2 separate regions of the Homo sapiens genome follow, and region 2 is linked to region 1. The links are chromatin loops, found by intact Hi-C in ENCODE. Cell type or tissue: OCI-LY7. All regions are shown on one strand. Each heading gives the region's core, and the rest is flanking DNA. Links, peaks and the distances in the headings are about the cores only. Region 1 holds the start of LOC124904213 (a long non-coding RNA gene). Region 2 holds the start of LOC124904214 (a long non-coding RNA gene).

Evidence for each region. Hi-C counts contacts between places; a loop is a spot of excess contacts. Peaks named below come from ENCODE experiments on the same cell type or tissue, not always from the same donor. Only the 100,000 strongest peaks of a DNase experiment are listed, where the experiment ranks them.
Region 2: a loop joins it to region 1, with 5 times the contacts of the local background. A loop is called at or near these places in 5 of 110 quality-filtered maps.

Annotation. Positions count from the first base shown.
Region 1 is chr1:88,736,805-88,752,275 of GRCh38, forward strand. PKN2 (protein kinase N2) reads left to right here. Exons shown (of 22, transcript NM_006256.4): 2 at 4,184-4,484. It overlaps LOC124904213 (a long non-coding RNA gene), which reads left to right and starts at 5,044. Exons shown (of 2, transcript XR_007066210.1): 1 at 5,044-5,179; 2 at 5,937-8,103. In OCI-LY7, for the core only: no CTCF peak of the experiment used is centred there; no DNase peak of the experiment used is centred there.
Region 2 is chr1:88,784,433-88,799,903 of GRCh38, forward strand. It overlaps PKN2 (protein kinase N2), which reads left to right. Exons shown (of 22, transcript NM_006256.4): 7 at 207-392; 8 at 1,672-1,781. It overlaps LOC124904214 (a long non-coding RNA gene), which reads left to right and starts at 5,203. Exons shown (of 2, transcript XR_007066211.1): 1 at 5,203-5,621; 2 at 7,663-15,471. In OCI-LY7, for the core only: no CTCF peak of the experiment used is centred there; no DNase peak of the experiment used is centred there.

The sequences.
Region 1 (15,471 bases), core at 4,608-7,107:
CACTATCACTGTTTCAGCACTAGATGGCACCGTAAGCCCAGGTTTGCAGTGAATTCACAGTTGGTTTGTGTTCTGGCCCAGATTGACTAGGGGAGAGACTGGAGTGTCTCTCTGGGTGTGTGAGTTTCCACTGGGGCCAGGACACGTTAGGCACTGTGTCACTCTGCTCAGTGCTTGGGCCTCACCATGGCATGCTCCAAAGCAACATTGTGTACCTGTTCCCCTCTCATTCTTTCAAGCATCAGTGTCTCCACACTGTGCTGCCTGGGGTTGAGGGAAGGGGTGGAGCAGGCAGTATTGTGGCCAGGACGGCCACCGTAATGCTAGCTCACACCTGAAAACCATAGCTGCCAAGACAAGCACAGCACAGGGATATGCCCAAGACCCATGGAACTATAGCCTGCCTGCTGCTGAGGTTTATTTGTGGCTCAAGTCCACTGCAGACAGACAGTAGTGATGTACCCCTGAGTCTATTCCACTGAGGCCATGTCTCTCTGCCTGACACTGAAATGAGTTCAGAGGCACGGTCTTTGGGTGCCAGCCTGGGATCAGTGGGCCATCAGATTTTGCCCAGTGTGGAGTCTTACCATGGCAGACTTGTCACTGAGTCAAGATCAAAGTACTGCTTTTGTATCCCTCTTTTTCCCCCAGTAGATGGAGGCACTCTCCAAGCTGTGCTGCCTAGGGTTGGAAGAAGAATAATGGGGTCCCAGTCCTGCCACCAGGACTACTACATCCCCGGGGCACCAATCAGGCCCATACCACTGTAGCCTTCCTGCTGCTGAAGTTCACTCATGGCTTGAGGCTACTGTAGATGCCAGAACACAAGTCTGTCATACTGAGGCCACAGGTTTCCACATAGTATCGGGATGGGTCCTTGTCTGCCTAGCTTGGTCTGGGGTTAAGGGGCATGGGGTTCTGCCTGGTGTTGGGTTTCACCACGGCAGACCCAGTGCTGAGCTACAAGTCAAAAGTCCTGCACTCACTTCCCTCTCCTTACCCCAAGTGGGCTGTGTCTCTCTCTGTGCTGTGCTTATAGTTGGGGGAGAGGTGATTCAGGCATTGTACCTCTGTCTTTCCTACCCTCTTCAGTTGATCTTTTCTTAGTAATGCTAAAACCAGATATGGTCATCTCTGATCTGGTTCCTTGGCTCTTGCGAAGTTACTTTCATGCATAGATCATGTTCAAATTTATGTTTCTGTGGGGAGTCAATCGCTGGAGAGTCTTATTCAGCCATCTTGACTCTGCCTCTTCTCCAAATTCTCTTTATCAGATAGAGGGAAGCATGAGTTCCTCAGCAGTGGCAGGTTTTCCTTAATTGTAAAGGAAGAATATTAAATAACATAATGGACAAGTCATTAAAAAACAAACAAACAAAAAAAAACCAAACTAATCTGCCAAGCATAAGCCCTGCCCTCAAATTGCTCATAGTCTTTGAAGAGTGGTCAGATAAAAAAAAGGGGTAATTGTTTCAATAAGGTACACAATATCAGAGCACACAGGAGAGGCATTCAACTAAATTCTAAAGAAAGGCTTTGGACAGGAAATTGTTTCCCAGCAAGAGTTGTTCTTGATCTTTGAAACAAAGTAAAAGTTAACAGGGTCAAGAAGATACTTGAAAGAGATAACTGCAGGAGAAAGGAGAGATGGTGCATACCAAAGGTGAAGCATGCTTAGTGGCTGAGCCAAGAGAGATGATTTCTTGAAGTAAAGTTTTATAATTTGATATGATTGGAGTTTAAGGAACAAAGTGGAAAGAAATGGGAGTTGAGGTAGGCAGTAAACGAAAGTGTTAGGTATTTCTTCTGGCCTATGAGAAATAAGGAATAATTTCCTGAGATATTAAGAGTACCATGAACAAGGAAATTTTGCAGACCTCTGGCTTTGGACATAATATTAAAGAACAAATCTGCGAAAGCAGTTCATAAAGTGTTTTCTGATAAATGTGTAAGGATTGAAACAAAAATATTTGGAGGAATGGAACTAGCTTAAACTATTTTTTATCTAAGCATTTTTTGCCTCAGTCCACTTTACCTGAAACTAGACAATATGAATTTGGGATTTTATTCTTTGACAATAGACATGTGCTAGTGTTGTTGACAACTTGCCAAGGATAGACACTTAAACTTTGGAAACCAAATGGATCGTAGGACTTATATTCCATTATAAATAGTGAAAAATCTAGACAGCATTTTGGCTCAGGTAGAAGATCATTGTTTATCTGTATAGTGACAGATCAGAAATACAACTTCTAACAGGTGTAGATTACCTGTTTTAGGAATTCTTAACCTAGGATCCGTGGAACCTGGTAAGTATACATAACAACATGAAATTTTCTTTGTACTATTTTTTGTTGGCGTTTCAAAGGAATTCTTAGCTAGAAACAGGCTGGGCACGTGTTTCATGCCTGTAAACCCAGCACTTTGGGACGTCAAGGTGGGAGGATCACTTAGGCCAAGAGTTTGAGATCAGCCTGGACAACATGGCAAAATCCCATCTCTACCAGAAAAAAAAAGAGATTTATAGAAATCAACTACTTCATATTTTGCATAATATACCTGCAGGCACAAGGTAAATTGATATGAAAACCAAGACGAGATCCCGTATCACCCATAAGCTCACCCTTTTCACTATTTTGCATGATACATAATTTTTAGAAATTAAGAATGAATGTAGAAAGTACTTGCATCAACTTATTTATATGGGTGTGAGGAATTCTCAAAAAATTAAAGAAAATCTTTGCATTAATTAGGTCTGTGATTCAAAGGTACAAAAAGGCTGCACAGTGTGTCTTTTTCTTTTCCATGTCCTTCATAAACTCAAATCTCCTCCCTAGAGGTAACCATTATCTTTGGTTTCTTGTGTTTCAGAATTTAAACATTTTAAATCCAATGGTATTATAGTAATGGACTTTGAAACAGTAAATGATATAGAAATAGCTAGAACATAACTTTAGTTGTTGTAAATATAGATTAGCTGTGCTTAACTGATTGGATTTTCATTTTAAGGTGACTGTACTGTGTATTGTCTTAGCTTCCATCAATAGAACACAATTTAGAGGTGTTCTCAAGTAATGATGCTTTTGTACTGAGTCAACCAAATTACCAATTGGAGTACTTAGCCTTGAAGTATACAGTTGGCCATTCATATCTGTGGATTCAACATCTGCAGATTCAACCAATTGCAGATTGAAAGTATTAGGGGAAAAAAAAAATAAAAAATAATACAAATAATACAGCATAGCAACTATTTACATACCACTTGTATTGTGTATTATAAATAACTAGAGATTAAAGTATGGGGTGTGTATTTAGATTATATGCAAATACCACACCGTTTTATATAAGTGACTTGGTCATCTTTAGATTGTGGTATATGTGGGATCCTGGAACCAACCTCCCACACATACCAAAGAACAACTGTATAAATGGAGTTCTGAATATAGTTTTCCCAAGCCCTAGTACATTTAATTCATTAACTAAAAAGTGGTCATAAAGGTATCTATTTTGCCAATATTCATTTATTTTTAAGAAGTTTCTTACAGAAGATAAAATGATTCACCTATTGAATTTTTTTATTTGTATAAATTTAAGGGATACAAGTGCAGTTTAGTTACATAAATATATTATGTAGTGATGAAGTCTGGGCTTTTAGTGTTTACCTATAGAATTTAATAATACTTTTTATTTATTAAGTGACTGCAGTGACCCAGTACTTGTATTTAGAACTTCATTTACAATATTTGTGAATTATCACAGTATCTCTAAAAGGTGGCTACTATTATTATTTAGATTTTGTAGACTATTAAAACTGAGTATTTGAAAAGTTAAGTAACTTGCTCAAGGTTCACAGTGTAGGGGTTGGGATCTAACCTGGGTTCCTAAGATACCAAAATCCGCTATCTTTACACAGCCTTTGTGTGTAGATGTGTTCACTTTATTTTAATATAAATGTATTTGTCAAGTAATGCTACTTAGTAGCCAGTGAGTTCTTGAATTTATGATTTTGTATGGTTATAATAAAAGTCAGTAAGTAGTTGGTCTATTGCTTATTAAGGAGATAATTAAATATAGTTAAATGTAATGTAATCAAGAAAGACTCTCTTAGGCTGAAAACACTGCATATTTACTGAGCAGCCAACTCTCCTAAACTCCCACATTTGTATGTTTATTTTTTCTGTAGGGGGATTCCCGAAGTCTTCCGTTTTCTGAGAATGTGAGTGCTGTTCAAAAATTAGACTTTTCAGATACAATGGTGCAGCAGAAATTGGATGATATCAAGGATCGAATTAAGAGAGAAATAAGGAAAGAACTGAAAATCAAAGAAGGAGCTGAAAATCTGAGGAAAGTCACAACAGATAAAAAAAGTTTGGCTTATGTAGACAACATTTTGAAAAAATCAAATAAAAAATTAGAAGAACTACATCACAAGCTGCAGGAATTAAATGCACATATTGTTGTATCAGATCCAGAAGATATTACAGGTATAGTAGTGCTTTATTTGATGTTTATATGGTATATTAATAAAAAAAATGTATCTTTTTAGAAAATAGTAAGTTTGGGGACATGAATAGTTTTTAGCTTTTCTGAAAGTAGAGAGACTTTTTCTCTTTTGGTTAAGGTCTTATTTATATTCTGTTTAGAAGGGCAGGAGTTGATAGGTATGGAAATTGAAATGTTTACTTAGAATTTAATAACCCTAATGTATTCTCTCTTACTCTCTATCAGTAGGACGTTACTTAGAGTGAGTCTCCAGTATTAATGTTTTGTATTGAGTCAATCACATGCTTTTACGTGATTCATCCTGTAATCAACAGCACAAGTTTGCCAGCTGACTTAAAGTTAAAACTGTGTTCTTTGAACAAGAGATAGTTTTATTATTTGCAAATGTAATTAGTCAAACCTATGGCCTTCATTCTTTGTGCTCTAAGCAACTGAATTAACAAGTAAACTACTAGGCATAGTGTTCAAAAAAGAAAAACATAATAGAAAAAACTGTTACACATTACTTTTATTTTCTTTATAGAAAATAAGAGGAAAATATAACCTATGATTTCAATATAAAAACATAATTTTTAAACAATAGAATTAATAAATATTTATGTTGGAATTTTTTTAATGGTACAGAAAATAAAGATTGAAAACCCACCTCTTTCTTTCTTAGACCGTCTCCTTAAAGGTAACATTACTTTTTGTTGTATATCCTTCCAGATAAAAAATTCTATATTTGTGCCAATATTCACCCATCAGTATGTATAGTCTTTCTATAACTTTTCATACAAAAACTTACGTTTAAGTTTAAGCCAAGGCCTCAAGACATTATCAATCTCTGTAACTGTCAATTTTTTTATTTGCAAAGAAAAAGAGTGTGAGAGTGTATAGAGTAATACACCTATAGCATGGTAGAAAATTTAGAAGAACGTGTGTGATTAGCTAATAAATAATAGATGTAAGTAATTTTAATTTTGATTAAGAAAATACATAAATTTGGCTAAGAACCTTAAATTTTTACCATCTCAAAAGTTGCAGAAAACACTACTGATATTTAGTGTTCTTGTTAAAACTTGTTTTTCGACATCACTTTCAACATCTGGGATTTAGGGCTTTTATTAGGAGGCTCTCTGTGTAGAGATTTCAACCTTGTAAGAATAATCGAAACTTTAAAATGAAAGAAATAATAGGAAATCCACCTTCTAATTTTAGATTGAAATAATCCCAAAGATGCAAATTAGTTTTTTCAGAATCACCAATCTAGTTAAAAAGAACGCTTCAGCTCTTCATCTAGTATTCTTACACACTCTATAATTATGTTATAAATGGAAATAATGTATTATGAAAATGCTGTTTTTTGGTAATATTATATAAACTTAGAAATAGCCTGTTCCATGGAACTCTGCCAAACTCTACATTTTTTTTTTTGCCTGTTACATCTTTAGGAGCGGTCTAAAATAAGAAACAGCACTGGAGCTGTTTATTTAGAGAAATTTTCCTCCTCACAGAATACTGATAACTACCTTGTGATTCGCTGGGATATAGAAGAGTTTTATCATCACGAGGAGCCCATTTGGTTTCCCCATTCGTTTTATAAAAGTTAACTTTATTGTGGCTGGGTGCAGTGGCTCGTGCCTATAATCCTAGCACTTTGGGAGGCCAAGGCAGGCGGATCACTTGAGGCCAGGAGTTCAAGACTAACCTGGCCAACATGGTGAAAACCTGTCTCTACTAAAAATACGAAAATTAGTCGACGTGGTGGCGTGTGCCTGTAGTTCCAGCTACTCGGAAGGCTGAGGCATGAAAATTGCTTAAACCCAGGAAGCAGAGGTTGTGTTGAGCCAAGATCGTGCCACTGCCCTCCAGCCTGGGCAACAGAGAGCGATTCTGTCTCAAAAATAAAAGGTTTATTGAAGTATAAATTACGTATGACAAAATGCACGTATTTTAAGTACATGATTTAATGATTTTTAACAATTGTGTGTGTGCACCCAGCTAACCATCTCTACAATCGATCTAGAACATTTTCATCACTTCAGTGCTTCTCGTATATTCCTTCCCAGCTAACCCATGATCCCCAACCCTGGCCATAGGAACCCGCTGATCCATCTTCTATCACTTTAGATTGAATTTGTCTTTCCTACTGTTTTATATAAAGAAATTACCTCCTTTAAGTCCTATCAAATTCCTGATCACCCTTAAAAAACAATTTTTAGGTATTACCATAAAACCTTCCATGACATTCTCTGCTTTATCTTCTCTGTGCTACTTTGTCCATTCATTGTTGCATTGTAATGTATTTCTGTACATGTTATATCACTAAACTGTCTCCTCCTTGAAGGGAGGGACATGTGTTCACTCATCTATTTTCAAGGCTTATTACAGAAACTGAAACATAGTAGATGCTTACTTGGGAATATTATATCTCAAAATAGAAAAACACCCAGCAAATCGCATCTTATATTAGTCTTTAGAATTAGTATCAAAGCCTAATTATTATGACACTTGAAACATTAAATAACTTAGAAAACAAAGACTTAAAAGTTTTATGATAAAGCCAGAAACTTTTTATACTGACCATTTTTAATACTGACATTTCAGATAATTGGAGGGCAGATGATATATGAAATATAACTTTATACTGTGACTTCTTAATACTTCAGTTTGTTTAGAATAAACTTGATAAGTTCGTCAAATTTTTATTTTATTAAAAAAATTCTGTTTGCAAATGGCATATTTACACAACTTGGTAATAAGTCATTTTCTCTTTTTTCCATTTTACTAACTTAACAATCTAAAAGCAACAACCACAACATAGAGGATTAAAATTAATGTCATTAATTTTAGGTCAGTTTGCCATAAAATTTTAGATGTTTTACCTTGCACACTAAGGTAATCCCATGAATTTATTTTAGATTAGGTCTGGCAAGAAGATTTCAAGGACATTGTGCTTTGCTTTCAGTTCTGAAAGGTATGAGTGGATTTATAACAGAAGTGTTTGACTAATTCCTGTTGTCTTGTGGGTACATAAGCTTAGTAAGCAGAACAAATGACTGAAGGAAAGAGGGACAAAATTTAAGTCTGCATTGTGTAAATCATTACTGTCTAAGTGGTTAGGGGACTTCTGTTTTTTTCTTTGTTTTTGAGACTGCGTCTCCCTCTGTCACCAGGCTGGAGTGCAGTGGTGCCATCTCAGCTCACTGCAACCTCCGCCTGCCGGGTTCAAGTGATTCTCCTGCCTCAGCCTCCCGAGTAGCTGGCACTACAGGCTCCATGCCACCACAGCCAGCTGATTTTTGTATTTTTAGTAGAGGCAGGGTTTCATCACATTGGCCAGGATGGTCTTGATCTCTTTACTTTGTTGATCCGCCCACCTCGGCTTCCCAAAGTGCTGGGATTACAGGCATGAGCCATCCTGCCCGGCTAGGGACTTGTTCTTAATTCACCTCTGTAATAATAATCTCTGAATCTTCAGTTTCTTGTTTGTAAAATAAGGATTTTTATCAGATGAACTTTTAAACTATAAAACTCTGAAATATTCCTTATTGTAATGTCAAGGTCTGATTGTTTGAGAAAGTTATTTGTAAAATAAATGTATTCATTTATTCTTAAGAGTAGTAGGAAATGAATTTTTTATTTTCTCATCATGCCCATGATACTCTGAGCTTCTTGTTCATCTTCTAAATACTTTAAAGATGATCATATGATTTTTGCCCATAAGAGTATCCCCATAGGAGCAGAAAAAGCATTTAAGAAAATTCAACATTTTTTCGTGATAAAAATTCTATGAACAAATTAGGTATAGAAGAAATGTTTCTCAACACAAGAAGGTCTATATATGACAGGCCCACAACTAACATTGTACTTAATGGTGAAAAGCCGAAAGCTTTTCTTTTAAGATCAGGAACAAGATCAGGATGCTCACTCTCAACACTTCTTTTCAGCATAGTACTGTTAAGCCCTAGCTAGAGCACTTAGGCAAGAAAAAGAAATAAAAGATATACAGATAGGAAAGGAAGAAGTGAAATTGTCTGTTTGTGAACAACACAATCTTACATATATGTATAAAATTCTAAAGACTCCACCATAAAGCTGTTAGGACTAATAAAGGAATTCAGTCAAGTTGCAAGATACAAAATCAGCATACAAAAGTCAGTATCATTTCTATATACTAACTATATAATATCTGAATAAAATTAAGAAAACAATCTCATTAATAGCATAAAACATACGTAGTAAATTTAACCAAGAATTGAAAGAGCTCTATATAGAAAACGATGAAAGAAATTGAAGATGGTACAAATAAATGGAAAAATCTCCTGTGTTCATGAATTGGAAGACTTAATATTGTTAAAATGTCCATACTACCCAATGTGATCTACAGATTCAAGGTAATTCGTATCAAAATCCCAACATCATTCTTCACAGAAATAGAAAAAGAAATCCTAAAATTTATATGGAATCAGAAAAGACCCTACACCATCTTGAGCAAAAAGAACAAAACTAGAAGCATCACACTACCAAATTCCAAAATATTACAAAGCTATAGTAATCTAAACAGCATCATAATGACATAAAAATAGACTCATTAACCAATGGAATAGAAAAGAGAGCCCAGAAATAAACCCACGCAATTCAAATCAATTGATTTTTGACAAAGCTGCCAAGAACACACGGTGGGGACTGGACAGTCTTCAATAAATGGTGTTGGGAAAACTGGATATCGACATGCAGAAGAAGGAAGATGAACCTTTATCTTACCCTTATACGTAATACCTTTATACCTTATACCTTTAAACCTTATACCTTTATACCTTATACCTTTATCTTACCTTATACGTTTATAAGACTTAAATGTCAGTCCTGAAACTATAAAACTGCTAGAAGAAAATATAGAGGGAAAGCTCTATGACATTGGTCTAGGCAGTGATTTCTTGGATAAAAGCAGAGGCAAAAGCAAAAATAGATAGATGGGTTTGCATCAAATTGGAAACTTCTGCACAGCAAAGGAAACAATTAGCAGAGTGAAGAGACAACCCAAAGAATGGGAGAAAATATTTATAAATTATATATTGGATAAGGGGTCAGTAAGGAACTCAAACTACTGAATTCAAGGAAAAGAAATAATCTTATTTAAAAAATGGGCAAAGGACCTGAGTAGACATTTATCAAAAGAAGGCATATAAATGGCCGACAGATAATATGAAAAAAATGATCAGTATCTCTAGCCATCAGAGAAATGCAAATTAAAACCACGATGAGATACCACCTCATGTGTATTAGATTGGCTATTATCAAAAAAATGGAAGGTAAGTGATGGCAAGGATATGGAGAAAAGGGAAGCCTTGTGCATTGTTGGTGGTATTGTAACATTAGTATGGCCACTTTGGAAGACAGTGTGGAGGTTCCTGAGAAAACTAAAAATAGGATTATTTTACAATCCAGCAATTCCTCTTCTGGGTATATATTCAAAGAAATTTAAATCAGCATGTTGAAGAGATGTCTGCACTCCTATGTTCATTCCAGCATTATATAGCCAAGATATCCAAACAACTGAAGTGCCCATCAACAGACAAATGGATTTTTAAAACATGGTATATAAACACAGTGCAATACTATTCAGCCTTAAAGATGTAGGAAATTCTGCCATTTGCAACATGGATGAACCTAGAGGACCTTATGCTAAATGAAATAAACCAGACACAGAAAGACAAATAGCTAATGATCTCACTTATGTGTGGAATCTTAAAAAGACAAATTCATTGACGTAGAAGAGAATGCTGATTACCAGAGGCTTGAACTGGGGAGGGGGAGGATGGGTAAATGGGAAAGAGGAAGTTGTTGGTCACAGGTTAAAAAGTTTTAGTTAGACAGGAGGAATAAGTTCTGTTGATCTATTACACAGCATGGTGACTATAGTTAATAGCAATGTATTGTATATTTCAAAATAGCTAAAAGAAAGGTTGTTAAATCCCACTGCGAAGAAATAAATATTTGAGGTGATAGATACCTTAGCCTAATTTGATCATTCTACAATGTATAAATGTAATGAAACATCACATTATACCCCATAAATATATAATTTGTTTGATTAGAAATAAAAATAGTTTAATGGGGTACTGTTGTCATTCTATGTGGAAATTACAGTGATGGTTAGCTGAGGCTAAATGTACCTTATGAAAAAAGATTACTGATCTCTAAAATGGAGTAGTAATCTAAGCCTTAGTTGGAACCTGACACTCGTTTGAGAAAGATCCGGTTTCCTGAATCTTGGTTTCTTTAAGTATGTCATCACTGAAGAAGACTATAAGAACATTTTTTAATATTTTATTAAGTATAGATAATAATTTGGGTAGTGTATAGTCTCTGTTTTCATTTTATTTCCTTTTCTTGTACCATTCTTATATTTTCAAACCCCACCAAACTTAGATTGGTTTTTACTTATTAATTTGGTGAATATTTTCTTCAATATTTGAAATATTCAGAAGGGAATTACTAATTTAGTAATATAATATACCTAATAATATTGGGATTTTGTGGGGTTAATCTTAGCAAATTCTTCTAAATTCCTAAAATATATCTGTATTGAGGGAACTTTGTTCATGACTAAAGAACAGTTTGTGGTCTTGGATGAATAGAAATGAAGATTTAATTTTCTTTTTTACTATTGCCCTGCCCACTTAAATAGTGTGATCATTAGTAAGTTGCTCTTTTGCACTCCTGGATTTGTTTCCTTGTCTTTAAAATCATGAGATTAAATGTATAGATTCCCTAATACTTGAATTCTTTTTATGATATATTTTCCAAAAAAGTTAATGTGTAGTAAAATTGTATATATATTTTTAGTATACCTTTCCATGAATTTTAAGATGAATTCATCTAACTGCCACCACATTCAGAAAAAGGAATAGTTCCAATGCCCTATACATCTCCCTCATGTTCTTTCTTCGTAGTCACACCCTTCTTCACCTCTATATTCCCTGACAACCACTGACCTGTTCTGTCACTATAGTTCTCTTTTGAAGAATGCCATGTACATAGAATTATAAAGTATATAAGTTTTTGAGAATTTTTTCCCTCCGCATATTGCCTTTGAAATTCCTTCAAGTTGTTGTGTGTATCAGTAGTTCATTTTTTTATTCCTGAGTAATAGTTGATTGTATAAATGTACTATAATTTATCCATTCACAAAGAACGTTAGGGTGGTTTTCCAATTTTTGGCAATTATCAGTAAAGCTCCTATAAATATTCACGTACAGATTTTTGTGTGAATAAAGTTTTCAGTTCACTTTGGTAAATACTGAAGAGTAGGGTTGCTGAGTCATGTGGTAACATATGTTTAACATTATAAGAAGATGGCTGGGCACAGTGGCTCATGTCTAAAATCTCAGCACTTTGGGAGGTGGAGGTGGGGGGATCGTTTGAGCTCAGGAGTTTGAGACCAGCCTGAGCAACATAGTGAAACTTCATCTCCACAAAAAATTTAAAAATTAGCCAAGTATGGTGGTGTGCACCTGTAATCCCAGCTACTTGGGAGGCTGAGGTGGGAGTATTACTTGAGCCTGAGAGTTTGAGGCTACATTGAGCCATGATCATGCCACTCCAGCCTGGGCAGCAGAGCAAGACCTGGTCTTTAAAAAGAAGGAAATAAACTGCCAAATATATTCTAGAGTAGTGATATTTTTCATTCCCACTATCAGTGAATGAGAATTCTAGTTGTTCCACATTCTCTCCAGCACTTGGTATTGTTAATATATTTTATTAACCAGTCTAACAAGTATGTAGTAGTTAATATACATTATTGTCATAGAGGAAATAAAAATAGAGCAGCACCATCTTAAGGAGAATTTACAAAAGAACAGTGCATGCCCTAGGTACAGAGTTATGTACAGAATGAAGAAGTCTTCTCTACTAGGAGATGATAGGTGCAGTTTTCAAACATTAAGATATTTCAGATAGAGGCAGTTCTGCAATTTTTATACCTAGGTTGCTTGTTTTACCTTAAAAATTATTCTAACTCAATCACGTGAACCCAGGAGGTGGAAGTTGCAGTGAGCCGAGATCGAGCCATTGCACTCCAGCCCGGCGACAGTGCGAGACTCCGTCTCAAAAAAAAAAAAAAAAAAATTATTCTAACTCACAGTGTTAACCCTGCCTATTTCTGTAACATATTAAGAAAGCTTAAACCAGAGGTGGTATTAGTTATAAAATATTTACCAAAATTAGTTCAGTTGGTGATATATGACAAGGGCTATCGCAAGTATATAAAATAACCAATTAAGCCTCCTTTAATTATTCAGCATTCATTACAACCTGAGTAGGTTCCAGAGGGCTGTAAAAGGTAAAGTATCTTTCTTTAAGAAAGTTGGACTTTAGGAGAAGTATAAAGTTAACATAATGGTAACACATGGCAAGATTCTGGAGCAGTTTATTTTTAAAATAGTAACTTAGAGACTTATAGGAAGAAGTATGTTAAGAATATAGATAAATAGTAAGCTAGTGATTTTGTATATTAACCTTATTAATTTAGATTTGGCTAAGTTTATTTCAGCTATTAGTATAGTTCCTCTTTAATTGTTTAATGCAGTAAACAGTGTTTCTTAAGCAGATATCCTGGCTATTCAAGTACCACTTTATGAATTTTGGACATAGAGAGCCAGCTTGCTATAAAATAAAGACCAAAGGTTATATCATCTGAGATGTCATTCAGCTGCACTATTAAATGGTTGTGTGGTGTATACCACCTGGAACCTGTCGAGACCTTGGTTTTCTCATTTGTAGAATGAGAGGGACAGACAATATGTACCCTATCTAGGGTGTTTTGTGAACATGGTATTTTGATAGCTTGAGAAAAAGCATGAGGTATCCAAGGCCATCTAAGTTTGAACATGAAACCCCATTTGGATGTAAAATAAAGTCTGAGGAGGCTTTCCTGGGTCTGAGAAGTAAAGACTCAAGAATTAAACCATATTCCTAATCTCCAACACAATCAAGGAATCAGGGTAAGGCTAGACCTTAAGTAGTCAGAAGTCCTCTAAGAAGGATCGGGATTGCTCCTGTGTTCTAGAACTCTGTTTCATCTTGTAAGCCAACTGCTGAGTTGTGGTTTTAGAGAAAATACTAAAAGCACCAGAAACAGCAATCTATTTATTGCTCTACACGTTTTGGGGGAAGCTAACAAATTCAGTATTTACTCCTTATTCTGGCCTTGGGAAATCTTATCCCTAAGGAAATTTTAATCATATCCTATTTTCTGGTGACTTCCAAAGTTGTATCTCCAGCTAGGCTGTGTTTTCTGGGCTTCATCTGATAGTTTATAGCCACCCTTTTGGATATTACCTGGATGTCCTGTTGGCTTTGCCTCTTATCATGTCTAAAATTGAACTCTTCTTTTCTTGGACAGCTATCTCTAAATTTTTCTCTGTGTTTTCTGCCCCGTTAGTGCATGACCCCAGTAATCTATAAGTAAAACCTGACTTTTTAAAACCTTTTTTCCCCACCTTCAACCTTCATTGTAAGTTTGTAAGTCGCCAAGCCTTATAGATTCTACCTCTGATAATAGGTCTCAAATCTGTATCTCTTCTTCATCTTTATTGCCACAGCGTACAAGTTCAGTATTTCTTTAATTCAACGTAAACACTGCTGCCAGCATTTTTTTAAATCTAGAATTCAGATTCAGTGCTGTTAGTTTCTTGATTTAAACTTTTCAATGGATCTTCATTTGCTACAGAATACAGTACAAATTTGTAGCATGGTAGAGATGCCTTTCAAATGGTCTGGCATCTGCCTCTATTATTTCAACTTTTTCTGCTACTAATCCCAGCTCTAATTTTTTTCCCCTATCCCTATGTTTTCTTTTTTTACCTCTCTTTTTACCTCTCTATACTTAGGCACGTGTGTGTGTGTAGATTAGCAGAATCTAGGTGATGGGTATATAGGTGCTCAGTGTAAAATTCAACTTTGCAGTATGTTTGAAAATGTTCATATATACACACATACACTCTGGTATGTGTAGACACACATACATACAGGTACATACAAGGTGTCCCTTTTATATATACATACATTATATATTTACACATACACACACACACACACACACACACACCTGACTCTAACCTCTTTGAGAAGAGGAATTCTGCCACTTGTACACAGGGTTGTCCTTTGCATGATGCTTGGCTGTATATGATATAACTAGTTCCCTGTATTAAGTTCCCTCTGTCCAAAATAACTTGTATAGTTTGTTTGTCAACTAGATTCTTGAATGGCAAATCACCTTTCTATATTATGTAATAAACTTAGAATACTTACATGCTATTGTTGGCCATGTTCTATTTATATCATTTTAGCTTCAATTCCACAAATTAGATCTAAACATTCTATACAGTCATTGTTGGTTTATAATTACCCACATGCTGATCATTTTCTTTGTTCACTATTTCTTCATGCTTCTCAGACCTACCTTCTAGAGTGATCTTTTCTTGTACTTCCTAAAGTACAGTAGATACTTTAGAAAGACGATTTCCCCTTTATATACAATTCTAAGTTGACATCTATTTTCTTTCAGCACTTAGAAACTGTTATTTCGTGGTTGTCTGGATTCTACTCTTGTTGAGGAAACAGCTGCCAGTCTCATGGTTGAAGCCATGTAGATCATCTAGTTTCTTTTAAGATATCCTTTGTCTTCAGTGTTCTGGACTTGGAGTATAATGGCGTAGATTTCGTTTCATTTGATTTGCTTGGGATTTGTTGGGTTTCTTAAATCTGAAATGTATGTATTTCATCAATTATGGGAAATTGTTAGCCTCTGTCCCTTTGAATGTTGTACCTCCTGTTTTCCTTCTACGTAGTTTTTTGGGAACTTTAGATGCATATTAATTTCTTCAAATCTATCTCCATTTCTTGAATAGTTTCTTCACCTGTATCAAACTTACTCTTTATCAAATATTGTGTTTCTAATTTTGTTATTACATTTTTTTA
Region 2 (15,471 bases), core at 6,674-9,173, 50 kb after region 1:
TAAAATTTCTTATAGTTGTCTAAAGAATTTGTAATGGTTTCTCTAATTAAAATAGGAAAGATGATAGCTACCTCATAGATCCTCTGGGAGAAGAGTTTTTGTTACCAGATTTTTTTTTTCTTTTTTTGAATAGGTAAGAGATTTAGATTAAGGATTCCATAGATTAAGGGTTGATGTTCTTATCTGATATTTATGTTTGCCAACAGGTACTTTGGAAGTTCGTCTTATGGGCTGCCAAGATATCCTAGAGAATGTCCCTGGACGGTCAAAAGCAACATCAGTTGCACTGCCTGGTTGGAGTCCAAGTGAAACCAGATCATCTTTCATGAGCAGAACGAGTAAAAGTAAAAGCGGAAGTAGTCGAAATCTTCTAAAAACCGATGACTTGTCCAGTTCAGTAACCAGATTTTTAAAAATCATGTAACAAACTAAAGTGCTTATACAAGGGATTTATGAAGTGTTCAAGTTGGACAAAACACTTTAAAATTATGGTTTTTATAATTTAATTAAAAAATATTAAAACCTGTGATGTCAGGAAACAAAAAGGCAACAAATTCTGTTTTGTTGAAGATACATTAGAAAACTTAATGACAAATGACATTAGTTCTTTTGGAAGAATGAAATATTGAGCATCACTCTTATGCCAAACTGAAGGTATACAGAAGCTATGAGACTGGTCCTTCTTGTAGAATCGTATCTTGATTCTTTTATTTTTCTTTATTTTTTGAGACAGTGTTTTGCTCTGTTGCCCAGGCTGGGTGCAGTGGTGCAATCAGGTCTCAACCTGCTGGGTTTAAGTGATCCTCCTACCTCAGCATCCTAAGTAGCTGGGACTATAGGCATATGCCACCATGCCTGGCTAATTTTTTTTTCTAGAGGCAGGGTCTCACTATGTTGCCCAGGATGGTCTCGAACTCAGGGGCTCTAGCTGTCCTTCCACCTCAGCCTCCCAAAGTGCTGGGATTATAGGTGTGAGCCACCATCTCCAGCCTTGATTCTTTTAATGGTTTAGTGACACTTTAATAGTAACATTGAAATTTTGGTAATCTAACTGCTGATCCAGACGTGTTTACTGAGATAGTAGCCTGGTAGTCCACTGAGATGGGGGATGGTAGGGGTTGGTTTGAGGAGAGTAAAATGCAAGAGGTTTGGAAAGCACTGGGGAGAAATTCTGAAGTATAAGCATAAACTATATGTAGATGTATAACTGGGGGGAAAAGCATGTGACAGTTCAGCCTACCGTAGAATACAAAAGTGAATTTGCCTGTGCTTTCATGTGTATAGAGAGAGGCTTTAAGAAAAATAAGAAAATAAGGAATTGTTTAAGGAAACAAGCTCTATAAATATAAGATATAGAAAGAAAAACTGATTGATATTCACACAAACAGTGTGGCAAACAACTACTATTTATCTGTTCTTTCAGTCACATGCCAATGTAAACAAAAGAGATAGCAGTCACTATTTGTGTTTTTGTCAAACAATTTGGGAGTGTCTAGTAGGAGTATATGTATCTGTAAAACTAGCCATTTAAGATTCAAAAGTTTTAATATTGATTATGAAAAACTTTATTTTCAAAGGGTCTTAAGACTTTTATTGCTAATCAAACAGCAGTACTTCTGTTTTTTATAAAGGTTTAAAGTTTTTAAGCAAGTTTGTAAATTTTAATTACAGATGATGTCTGTGCTGTTTTGAAGCTCGATAATACTGTGGTTGGCCAAACTAGCTGGAAACCCATTTCCAATCAGTCATGGGACCAGAAGTTTACACTGGAACTGGACAGGGTAAGAGGACTAACATTTTACTTGAATTTTAATTATAATTCATTTTAAATGTGAGTTATATTTTTTAGAAGGCTTCAACAAGTTGTATTCTTAACAAGAATAAAAATAGAACTTAGATTTTTTTTTTACATTTCTTATTCAATGAGTTATGCATAAATCTACCTTAATATAGAGATGAATATCAGATTGCTGTAGGATCTTTCATTTGTGTAGTAATTTGAAAATGTTTCATTCATAGCAAACTTAAAGATCAGTAAGGTGTAATATTGAAGCATATTGGTGATCTTAATGCGCTAACAGCTAAGGCGATTCTTCTGGCTCACCATGTGTAGGTTATCTTACTCGAGCTATATTTGAAATGAGCTATTAGGCTTGGTCACCCAGCCTTCTGTGTGTTTGTGTCTTTCAAGAATAATTTGAATAGCTAGAATTCAGTCTGTGGCCATAGAACCCATCAGAAGTTAACCTGGTCCACAGTAGATTTAAATCCATAGTGGTAACTTTTAGATTCAAGTCCATTCATTGGGTTGTGAGAGGAAAATATTAAAACGTAATCGTAATTTTATCTAAAAACTAAGAAAGATACTAAACTTTTTTATTATTTGGTATTTAGGTTGATGGTATATATGTTATTCTAAAAATTAATTATGTTAAAGCAGATTTACAATGCTTAACTATGTGTGCTCTCAAAATGTTTTGGTGATTACTGTTCTAAGCCTCTACTTTTAAAACTGGGAAAGCATTCAATTTTAATTCTTTCCCAGTTTTAAAAGTAGAGGATAGAACAGTAATCACCAAAACATTTTTAAAGCATTCAATGTTTTGCAGTCTCTAAAGTGGAGGTAGGAATGTAATACTCACAGAACTGTTAGGATGAAAAACCAAGAGTAGTATATGTAAAATACCTTGCATTGCCGGTACATTTAAGCCATTCAGGGATATTCTTTCTTTTAACCTGGGGTTTGAAGTATGGCTATGAATTTGAATATTATGAAAGGGGATTTGAGAATGGAGAACTACCTGGTTGAATGTCATTTCCTTTCATTTCGAGCCTATTTAAGGTAATTACTGAGTAATATCAAAATGAAACTTAAAGAATTGTTATTAGAGGGAAAATGACTAGCTAGGAGATTTTTCTTATAACAAGGTTATTGTTAATAAAGTTTTATATTGAAAAGAGAAATTACAAGTAATTTAGAATCTTGCCATTATTTTGTAGTTGAGGAAACCAAGATCCAGGTTAGTTACATACCAGTAAATTTCAGGACTGGTACTAGACCTTCAGTGTCTTAACTTTTAAATGGATGCTCTTTTTCTCTCTGGTGATTTGAATGAGATAGAAAGATAACAGTAGCACAGAGGAGGAAACAGCAGAAGATGAAGAGTGCCTGGAAGAGATAATATGGTTTTAAATTACCTAAACTACAAGCTTAGAACAATAAAAGACTGTGATAACTGTTATTTGTTCTTTCCCTGCCATTGTAATCTTCACCTGAAAATGTTTTTCGCCTCAATGGCATCAGGCATTTTTCCCACTTTGGAATAATGCTCCTTTTAAAATTTGGAAGACATTGTGCATGTTAAGCAGGTCCTCTAGGTTCTTGAGAGGCATCTTTCTTATCCCTAATTTGATTATAAACTTTTCCTTGGCAGAAACCACATTCCCTATTAAAATAGGTCCTTCTGTTTACATAGTATATTTTACATTTTCATGTGCTTTCTATTCTTTTATCCTTTGTATTTATAGACTATAAAAAATGTTTATAAAAACATAGATGGAAACATTTCAAGCGGCCTTAGTAAAAAAGAGAAGAAAAAATTTATAGAAAATGTTGCTTTAAACTGACATGTTTGTTTCCAGCATTTTGCCTCATATGTCAACTTTGTCTTCTATGGCATTCGGGAACTAAGTCGTCTGTACTGTTTCATTTCAAGATAAAAAATTCATGGTTCTTTTTAGAGTTGTAGGATAATTCTAGAAATGATCTAGATCTAGAATGATCTAGAAAAATTCAAATTATGTTCTGTGGAGCTTCAGTGTTCTGCAGAATTGTCTCAGGACGCAACACAGTCTTTTGTGTTGTTTTGGGATTTTATGTAAAATATCATTTGGATTTTGCTATTAGAAAAAACGTTTTTAAATTGTTGGTATAATTTAGCTCCATTTTACAAACTAAGGAAATTATGGCCCTCAGGCTAAGTAACTAGCGTAGGGTATAATCCAGGATTTTTTTTTTTTCTTCTTTCTTGAGATGGAGTTTCGCTCTTGTTGCCCAGGCTGGAGTGCAATGGCACAATCTCGGCTCATCGCAACCTCTGCCTCCCAGGTTCGAGTGATTCTCCTGCCTTAGCCTCCTAAGTAGCTGGGATTACAGGCATGTACCACCACGCCTGTCTAATTTTGTATTTTTAGTAGAGATGGGGGTTCTCCATGTTGGTCAGGCTGGTCTTGAACTCCCAACCTCAGGTAATCCACCCACCTCGGCCTCCCAAAGTGCTGGGATTACACTCCTGAACCACCGTGCCTGGCCTAATCCAGGATTCTTAATGAAGTCTACTTACTACCAGCTCTGTGTTCTTTCTATTCTGTCGGGTTACTCTTTTATATTTTCTTGTAGCTATGCAATTTTTCATTTTTCCTGAATTCCCTCAGCCTTCCTGTTATAAAAAGCTTAATGAAGCTCCCATGAGAGATTGAAATAAATGACAAAATGTTACACTAAGACCTGTTAACTCTTTCCCTTGCACCTTTCCTTTAGAATAACGTTACTAACATAGTAGTAGAAGTTCTTTATCAATATTAGAAACAGAGAAGAGCCCTGTCCTTAGAACCAAAGCTTAGAACAATTTTAGCAGATTTCAGTGTTGTTAAGAGCAGAACTATAGAAAATGTCGACCGATCACTGGGAAAGGAGGGAAAGAGAGTATAGAAGCAGTTAGGACAAGTAAAAAGGTGGTAGGATTCATGGATTGGGACTAACAGTGGGATTGTCATATCAGTGGATGTTGAAGTATTAGAGAGAGTGAACTAGAATATTAGGAGATAATGTTCAGAGAGAAAGATGCAGACAGTTGAGATTGTGGAAGGATTATAGTTACTGGTATGACAGTATGATGACAGGAGTGAAACGGCAAGGTAAGGCAAGTCACAAGATTATAAGAAGTTAGCCGTGTGCAGTAGCTTATGCTTGTAATCCCAGCACTTTGGGGAGGCCGAGGCGGGCGGATCTCCTGAGTTCAGGAGTTCAAGACCATCCTGACCAACATAGTGAAACCCTATCTCTATTAAAAATACAAAAATTAGCTGGGTGCAGTGGCAGACGCCTGTAATCCCAGCTACTTGGGCGGCTGAGGCTGAGACTCTGCTTAAACCCCGGAGGCAGAGGTTGCAGTGAGCTGAGATCACGCCACTGCACTCCAGCCTGGGCGACAGAGCAAGACTCTATCTCATAATAATAATAATAATAATAATAATAATAACAACAACAAAATAAGATTATAAGAACCCAAGGGACTTTTCATTTATTGGTTTCTAATTTTCAGAAATTTTTGACTCACACTACATGAAAGAAGATTGGAATTTAACTTTTAAACCACCGCACTCCTATTCTCATTCTCCCAAATAATTATGTTAAATCAGTAATCTAGTGTTTATTATAACTATAAAGATTGTCCATAGATGAACCAAGTTCTGTATGGTGATTATATTTCCTTTTTAATACCTTTTCCTCCCTTAGGGCCACTAAATACCTCTTTGTTTTGTTTTGCTTAGTTTTCTGCATACCTATTATTTATCCCCAAAAGCTCCAGAAGGACTCTGAAACAACTCTATGTAAGCAGGTATGCTTGGTTATGTATTAGTCCGCATTTCTTCCCCATTAGAAGCATCCTTTCTGGGGCCTTACATCTTTCTGCTCCAATTTATATAGCTGCTACACAGCTTTCATCTTGAGACTTTGTTTTACTATCATCTTGAGAACTCTCTTCTACATTGGATCACTTGAGTCTTGGATCACTCCATCTTCTTGCTTTACCTCCTCATGCTGGTGAATCATATCCTTCATTTTCATGCTGAGAAAAGGGTGAATGAAATAAAGTTTTAGAGATGATATATGTCTGAAAATATGTATATTCTACTATCATACTTGGAGTATAGAATTCTTTTAGGTTGGTGCAAAAGTAATAGCGGTTTTGCCATTACTTTTGATTGCAAAAACTGTGATAACTTTTGTACCAACCTAATAGGTTGGAAATTACTTTCATTAATTTTGAGTTGTGTAATTATTATTTAGCCTCAGTATTACAGTCGAGAATTCTGTGTCTCCCTTGATTTTTAATATTTAATCATGATCTGTTAGATCTGCTAGATCTCTAAAAACTTTTAAGATTTTATCTTTTTTTCCCCGGGATTCTGAAATTTCACAGTAGTGTATCTTACTTGGGTATCTTTCATTCTTTTTGGTGGATATTGTGTGGCACTTTCAGTTTGAAAGCTTATTTGTTTCAGATCCAATAAATTTCCTTGAGTTATTTATTTGATAATTTTCTCATGTCCATTTTTAGTGTTTTCTCTTGGTAGTTAAACCTCTTAGATTGATCCTGTGATTTTCTTTTGTCTATGGTTTCTGTCTTTTTGTTCTACTTTCTAGGAAATTTTTACAACTGAAAAATTTACATTTGATGTCATATTTTTAATTTTTAGAAGTTCATTTTTGTTGTTTAGTTTTTGAAAAACAACACCCTGTTTTTCTCTCATGGAGATAATACCATCTCTTAAAACTGAGAATATCAGTTTTAAATTTTCTTCTTGAATTGTCTCTACTACTTCTGAGGTCTCTTTTAAGATGTCTGCTTATCATATTGTATATTTGGGCAAATGTGTGGCCATCCATGGCTTTCTTAAGAATGAGACACTAAAGTAACCAATTTAAAGCTGTGTGTGGGCCAGGTGTGGTGGCTCATGCCTGTAAACCCAGCACTTCGGCAGGCCGAAGTGGGCAGATCACTTGGTCAGGTGTTTGAGACCAGCCTGACCAACATGATGAAACCCTGTCTCTACTGAAAATCCAAAAGTTAGCCGGGCATGGTGGTGGGTACTTGTAATCCCAGCTAACCTAGGAGGCTGAGGCATGCGAATTGCTTAAACCCAGAAGGCAGAGGTTGCAGTGAGCTGAGATTGCACCACTGCACTGAGCAACAGAGTGAAACTCTGTCTCAAAAAAAAAAAAAAAGCTGTGTGTGTGGAGTTGCCCAGGTTTTGAACTAGTTGAGAGAAACAAAGAAATGACTAATGGAAAATAAAATATCCATATTACTGAAAAAATAAGCTGTTTTTTGAGAGTATGGCTGGGTATGCAGCAAGAGTGGGGTTATGTCCAGTCTCTTGGATCACTGTAGGCCCCGATCTGTGTAAAATTTAAAGCAGGGAGGAAAAGAGCAAACTACTTCCATTGAACAGCCTGGCTTTCAACAGAAAAGAAGGAATGGGCTATGTTCCTCATGTCCAGTTTGTCTTCCAGAGTCTCCTATCAGATAACAGATTCTGAGGTTTGAATAAGAGTATTGAGGTAAAGACCTATCCAGATATTTAGGGAAAATGGGGAAATTATTTCTCATAGCAACCATGGCAGTGAGAAAGATGCTTTCTCCCTAGAAAAGGATAAAAATGCATGCAGCCACCATACCTGGTCACAGATTTTTTAATGGGGAGTAAAGCACTATAATATAGCAGAACAAGAGTAGGAATACAAAGATACTTTTAATTTTTTACATGTTATAAACTGTCTGACACTGGGAGTATTGTTTCATCTGAGATACTGTTTTTTAACTTGTAACAAAGCTGTAACACTTATCTTTTTTACCCCTCCTTTGCTGCTTCCAGATTCCACCGCTGTTAAAAATAACATGTCGGCCGGGTGCGTTGGCTCACGCCTGTAATCCCAGCACTTTGGGAGGCCGAGGCGGGCGGATCACCTGAGGTCGGGAGTTCAAGACCAGCCTGACCAATATGGAGAAACCCCGTCTCTACTAAAAATACAAAATTAGCTGGACATAGTGGCGCATGCCTGTAACCCAGCTACTCGGGAGGCTGAGGCAATAGAATCGCTTGAACCTGGGAGGCAGAGGTTGCAGTGAGCCAAGATCGTGCCACTGGACTCCAGCCTAGGCAACAGAGTGAGACTCCGTCTCAAAAAATAAATAAATAAATAAATAAATAACATGTCATGTATTCCTCTGGGGCTATATGACTTCTTTGAGACTATGAGCTGTATAGTTGACCCTTGAGCAACGCAGGGGCTAGGGAGCACAAGCCTACATTTCCAACCCATGTACTCGAAAATCCACATAACACTTTTGACTCCCCCAGAACTTAAATACTAATAGTCTACTGTGGACCAGAAGCCTTATTGATAACATAGACAGTCTATTTTGCAAAAAATACAAGGTTTTTGTGCCTGCCGTCTTAGCTGCAGCAGCAGCTTCAGAAATTTCCTTTTCTTCTTTTACAGTGGTTCTTATTCTGGATTCATTTATATTGAAATGGCAGAAGCTACAACTGCAAACCTCAATATATAGGATACATATCAAGCAGTTCAACTTGTTCTTGTAATGTCATGATTTTTCTCCCCTTCTTGGGAGCGCTTCCAGCATCACTAGTGGTACTTTGTAAGGGTTCCATAATATTATTCAAGGTTTATGGTATTGCATTAAATACCATGAAAAATATGCAAGAACTGAGGCAGATCACTTTTACTGCCATATGCAATTTACTAGAGAGATGAACTGCTCAGGCAGAAATAATTAGATTTACATAGTGTTTTAAATGGATACTGTTGACACTTGAGCTCACCATAAGAGCATTAGGAGGTGGCTACAAAATTATAGTAGTACAGTACTACAGTTAATTTTATGCAGTTATGATTTAATATTGCATCTTGATGTTTGTTTATATTTCTCTTGACTATAAATGGTGCCATGTATGGTCTGTAAGTGTTTGTGTGTAAGTTTGATAAATTCTAACCTTTTCTAATAGATTTGTGTATTTTATGGTAGTGAATGATAAAATAGACTAGTATCTACATATATGCATTCATGACATATCTTTGTTGTAATGTTTTTGATATTTCTATGCTATGTGATTCATCTGCAGATTTTTCAAACTGTTGCACATTTCCAAAAAAGATTCCAGTATATTTATTGAAAAAAAATCCACGTATAAGTCGACCTGTACATTTCAAACTTGTATTGTTCATAGGTCAGCAGTATAGAATTGCCTACTTTTTTTTCTTTTTTGTTTCTGTTATTTCTTGAACATCAGGTACTCTCTGATATTCATTAAGGATGACTTTTATTCTTCCTTCCAACATTTGCCATCATTATGAGGGATTTAAAATATCTGCATACAGTTGTCCCTTGGTATCCATGGGGAACGATTTCAGGACTCCCTCTCCCTGTACCAAAATCCATGGATGCTCAAGTCCTTTATATAAAATGGTGTATTTGCATATAACCCACACACATCCTCCTGTATACTTTAAATCATCTCTACAGTAATTATAATACCCAGTGCAATGTAAATGCTATATAAATTATTATACTGTATTGTTTAGGGAATATTGACAAGAAAAAAAAGTCTACATATTCAGTACAAATACAACTATCCTTTTATTCCCCAAATATTTTCAGTCGTGGTTGGTTTAATCCACAGATAAGGAACCCACAGATACAGAGGGTGGACTGTATATGTAAACAACCCATATAATATACCACTATTTAAACTTCTTTGAACTCCTGAACTCTGGTATACCTTTACTCCTTTGTCATTTTAAATGAACTGTGCTACACAAATTGAAATCTTAAATTCGATATACCTGTTGGGCACGGTGGCTCACGCCTGTAATCCCAGCACTTTGGGAGGCTGAGGCAGGCAGATCACCTGAGGTTGGGAGTTCAAGACCAGCCTGACGAACATGGAGAAACCCCATGTCTACTAAAAATACAGAATTAGCCAGGCATGGTGGCACATGCCTGTAGTCCCAGCTACTTGGGAGGCTTAGGCAGGAGAATCACTTGAACCCGAGAGGCGGAGGTTGCGGTGAGCCGAGATCATGCCATTGCACTCCAGCCTGGGCAACAAGAGCGAAATTCTGTCTCAAAAAAAAAAAAAAAAAATCAATATGCCAGCCTTTCACCAGTTCTCTTGTTGTCCTGAATGATAAACTACAGAAAGCACCTAGAATAATTAGCCAAGTTTGGGGCACAAGCCTGTAGTCCTAGCTACTGGGGAGACTGAGGCAAGATTACTTGAGCCCAGGAGTTGAATACAGCAGTGAGCTGAGACCATGCCACTGCATTCCAGGCTGGGCAACAGAGTGAAACCCTTTCATTAATTAGCTAACTAATTAATGCACCTAGGATAATACCTTGTACATAATGGTATTCAGTAAACGATAGCTCTTGTTATTGTTTTTCTTCTAGCTGTTTTTTTTATTATCACAAAGCTAGATATTTGATCAAATATTTCCATTTCCTTGATTCTTCAGGATATTTTCATGCTATCAGCCCCTTCCAAACTTAATTTTCTTCTCTATTTACCCTAAAACCAATGTTACTCTGAAGCATTTCTTTACTGATACTGCCACAGCATCCTTTGACCTTATCTTTATACCTACCTGCTGTGGAAACTCCCAATAGCAAATAATTTCTATTCTGCTTCTCTACTCTATATCCTGAATGTTGCTTCTCTGCTCTATATCCTGAATGATCACATTTACTACTGCAAATTTTAGTTTTCAATCTTAGCTAGGCTTGTAAAAGTTATCCCACATTTTACATTTTTATTTCATTACCAGCAACTTTTCTTTTGCCTGTCTCTTCAAGTTTTCTACCCCACGTCAGACTCCTTTGCTTTTGTTTTATAGATTAGATTTAAGACCATCAGACCTCAGCTTTCTCCTATCACCTGCTAATTTTTTTGTATCTTCCTCCTTGGTTTCAGAGAACGAAGTCTCTCTCTTTCCTGTTTACAGTCTATGATCATTCAAGTTGCCCTCTAGTTTCCATTCTTTCTAGTCTCCTATAGCCTTGTTTCATAAGTTAGCCCTATTAGCACCTATATTTTTAACCACTTCTTTCTTCTGATATCTTATTCTTGTTGGATATACTCACATTCCTCCCATTAAAAATTTTTATTTTGCTTCGTCCTAGCTCTATTGATAGGTCTTTCTTTCACAGACAAGATTCTTGAAAAATAAGTTGTGTTCAGAATCTGTTCTTCCTCACCCTCCCATATGTTAAACTGAAGTTTCTACTGCCATTATAGGTTCTGAACAAAAAACCTTATGTATAGTGTCTAATTTAATCCTCACAATAATCTTATGATATACATACAATTATTTCTATTTTAGAGAGTACTGAGGTTCCAGGAGTTTCAGTTAGTTTTCTCAGGCCACACAGCTAGAAAGTGGTGGAGCCAGTAATCAACACAAGCATCTCTCACCAAAGTCAAGTCTGTCTGAAGCCACGGCTTTTGTTCTTCATTAGAGTTAGCAAACTTGTCTCTATTTCTAGTCTATCCTTTTGGCAGTGTAGATTTTCTTCATTGCATATCACAATAATAATAAAAGGCGACATATTGAGATTGACTTATGTACTGGAGTTGTATTAACTCCTTTAATTCTCACACAGCGCTGCAAGGTTGATACCATTAACACATATTTTACAGGTGAGCAATCTGAGACCCAGCAAAGTTAAATAACTTGCTCACGGTCACAGAACTACTAAGTGGTGTGGGATTAAGATTTAACCTATTTGTTCTACAAACATTTATTGAGTGTGCATGCATACGCAAGGCAGTTTGATCCCAGTGCTTTTCTTTTTAGCAACTATACAGGTTGAATATCCTTTATCTGAAATACTTGGGACCAGAAGTATTTTAGATTCCAAATTTTTTTTCAGATCTTAGAATCTTTGCATTTAAAAATGCAAACTGATTGAGCATCTGAAAAATTTGAAATCCCAAATCCTCCAATGAGCATTGCCTTTCATTGTCATATTTGTGCTCAGAAAGTTTCAGATTTTGTAGCTTTTCAGGTTAGGGATACTCAGCCTGTACTGCCTGATGTGATCCAATCCCTACCCCTCCTTACACCGAAACCCTTTAGTACCAGCCTGTAACTTCAAGTTAAAGACCAAATTCTACTCCAAGTCATGCTAAGCTCCTCATGACTTATCTCTGCCCATGTTTTCATTCTTATTTCTCACAGCATTTCTACTTATATTCTAGGCTTTAACTATATGAAACTGTTTCCTATCCCTATGATGTACTATATACTTCCTTACCTTTGTATGTTTTTTCCCCTCTGATGACTTTGTCCTCTCCTTTAATCTTTAGATATAGCTCTCAAAACCCAATTTGAGCAATTATGATATTTTTTGATCTTCCTACTACCTTTCCCTTACAAAAAAATTGGTCAGCTCTCTGTTTTGTGTCATTGTGCATATTGTATATGCCACTGTATTGCCAGTATTGATTTACATTTCTGTCTCCCAGAATTTCCGTCTTCCAAAGCAAAACTGTGAACTATTTGAGAGCAGGACCATATGTTACTTATCTTTGTATCTCTATCACAGAAGACACTTAGTATACATATTCACTAAGTATTAATGGGATGAATGAAAATAATTAAAACTGAAAAGGAGGTTTGCTCAACCTTTTTTTTTTTTTTTGCTGCAGCATACCCAAAGAATACAACACACTCTAGTCAATACAGTGATTCCCAAATAGATACAGGTCAGAATCTGAGAAGGGAGGGCAGGTATAAATTTGAAAATGTCAGGGCCAGGCACAGTGGCTCACGCCTGTAATCCCAGCACTTTGAGAGGCTGAGGCGGGCGGATCACCTGAGGTCAGGAGTTCAAGACCAGCCTGGCCAACATGGTGAAACCCCATCTCTACTAAAAATCCAAAAATCAGCCATGTGTGGTGGCAAGCGCCTGTAATCCTAGCTACTCAGGAGGCTGAGGCAGGAGAATCACTTGAACCTGGGAGGCGGAGGTTGCGGTGAGCTGAGGTTGCACCATTGCACTCCAGCCTGGGCAACAAGAGCAAAACTCTATCTTAAAAAAAAAAAAAAGAAAGAAAATGTCTTCCAGGTGCAGTGGCTCATGCCTATAATCCCAGCACTTTGGGAGGCTCAGGTGGGCGGATCACGAGGTCAAGAGATCAAGACCATCCTTGCCAACATGGTGAAACCCTGTCTCTACTAAATATACAAAAATTAGCTGGATGTGGTGGTGCACACCTGTAGTCCCAGCTACTCAGGAGGCTGAGGCAGGAGAATCTCTTGAATCTGGGAGGCAGAAGTTGCAGTGAGCGGAGATTGCGCCACTGCGCTCCAGCCTGGCGACAGAGACTCCGTCTCAAAAAAAAAAAAAAAAGAGAGAGAATGTCTTCCTTACCTACTCTCATCTCGCTCCACACAACTGAATCTGATTTAATTATCTGTGCCTCACTTGTTATTAGGAAATCACTGCTCTACAACATAGTGTAGACATTTTAGCTTTTTCTTACCTCTCTGATCTGTAAATTAATACTCAAGGCCTCCATTTAGCACTGTGAGAAATGTAATAGAGACCAGGCACAGTGGTTCATGCCTGTAATCCCAGCACTTTGGGAGGCTGACATGGGAGAATGGTTTGAGACTAGCCTGGGCAACACAGCAAGACTTCATCTCTATTCTATAAATAAATGCACACAAAAAAGAAAACAATTTTTAAAATTAGTGAAATTTTAAGAAGAATTTTTAAAAAGAAATGCCAAAGAATGCAAAAGCACCAGAGGTATTCCTTCCATAAAGGACCCTAAGGCCTGGTAGGTTAAAAATAAATTGTTTGAGACAAAATAAAAAACTATTAAATTGTATTTCAGAAGCTTAGGGGAATAATAATTCTACCAACATGAGCTTGCATACAAAATTTTAAAATACATGAGGATATAGCCACCATGACCAAGCAGAAGCAGATAATGGGATTATTAAATATATAATATAAAATATTTTAAAGTTTGTGTTTAAATATTTAAATGATTATAGTATTTAAAGAATAGAAGAGTTTGAAAACATGAGCAAAGGATAGGTGATGAGCCAAAAAGACTAAGCAGAGTTTTAAAATAAATAAATAAAATGAAATTTTAGATGTCTGAAATTTGCTTCAAATAATTATGGGGGAAACGTGGAGATGAAACATTATTGACCATTATTGATAAATTGTTGGTGCTGATGACAAAGAGAACCAAGTAGAACTAAAAAATAGGAAATATAACTTCTGAAATGGAAAACTAAGAGGATATGTTAAAGAAAAGAAGAGAGAGTTAGTGGCCTGAAAGTGCTAAAGAAGTTGCCCAGAATACAACACAAAAAGATTAAGAGATGAAAAATATGAAAGAAAGATTAAGAGACATGAAGGATAAACTAAGAATGACTAACACACGGAGTGGAGTTCCAGAAGGAAGGATTAGAAGGAATGGGGCAGAGGCCACATCTGAAGGAATAATAGCCAGTAACTTCCAGAATGATGACAACCATGAGTCCTCAGATTTGAGAACATAAGTTCCTACAAGGATACATAAAAAGATAGCTGCGTTCAAAAAACCTTGGGGAAAAAATGTGGGCTGGATTTAAAGGATGCCTTTGTAGAAGAGATGGATGTTTAACTTGCCCTTGATGAGGAGAATTTGGACTGGTATGGGGGAAAGAATAGTAGGAAAATCTTATGTAACAATATAGGTTTGAGTTGGAGAATAAGATATAAGATTAGAAATAGAAGCTATATATGTAAAGACATGGAGGCAGAAAAGTATACAATAGGTTTGGAATAATTAGGAGTCTTTGGAACTTTTTATATGATGTGGATTGACATAGGAAGCAGTTGTGCATAGTTGATAGAGCATAGCAGTTTCTATCATAGTTGTTTTTGTCTTTCCTATAAAGGGAGCAGAGGCAGTAACCCACATCTATAGCAGGCCGACTTTTCCTGCCAAGATCATGGCCTTAATAGTCTCCATTATCTCTGTCTCCTACTGTTGTCTCTGTATTTCTCATCCTCCCATATGATCCCAAAGTTTCCCTCTTTTTGTCACATTTGTTCCAGCTGGAGAATCACTCTCATTGGACTGCTGAACTGAAAACATATATTATTGTTTCTTGAGGTGGTGGTTTTCTGTTTTTCCCCAGTGGATTCCATTGTCCTTCCTTCCCTGTCCTACCCTGTTTTTGGGCTGATGACTACAAAGTTCACTTGAATTACTTGGCTCTGACTTACAATGAGAGACACTGTTAAGAGATCCAAGAGCTAGGAGGAAAGGAAAGTCGCAGTGTGTATTTCCCTTTCTCCTTCCTTGCCTTGCCTTGCTTTTCACAACAGCATTCATCTATGGCCACCAACTCCTGTCGGGTAGTTCCTTTTTTAAGATTTAGTCTAAATCAGATTCTGGCAATGATTTAAGTTCCTCTTGCCCCTTCAGGCTAAGAGTGATAATGGATTTCTACTGTTGCTTGTCCTCAGATTCTTTTCATTCCTTGTTGGTTTAACTTTAATCACATCTCCATAAGTAGCCAATTTAAAAAACTCTCTTTAGTTAAACTCTTTCAGTGTACTATCTGCATGCTGCTAGGACCCTCACTGATAAATT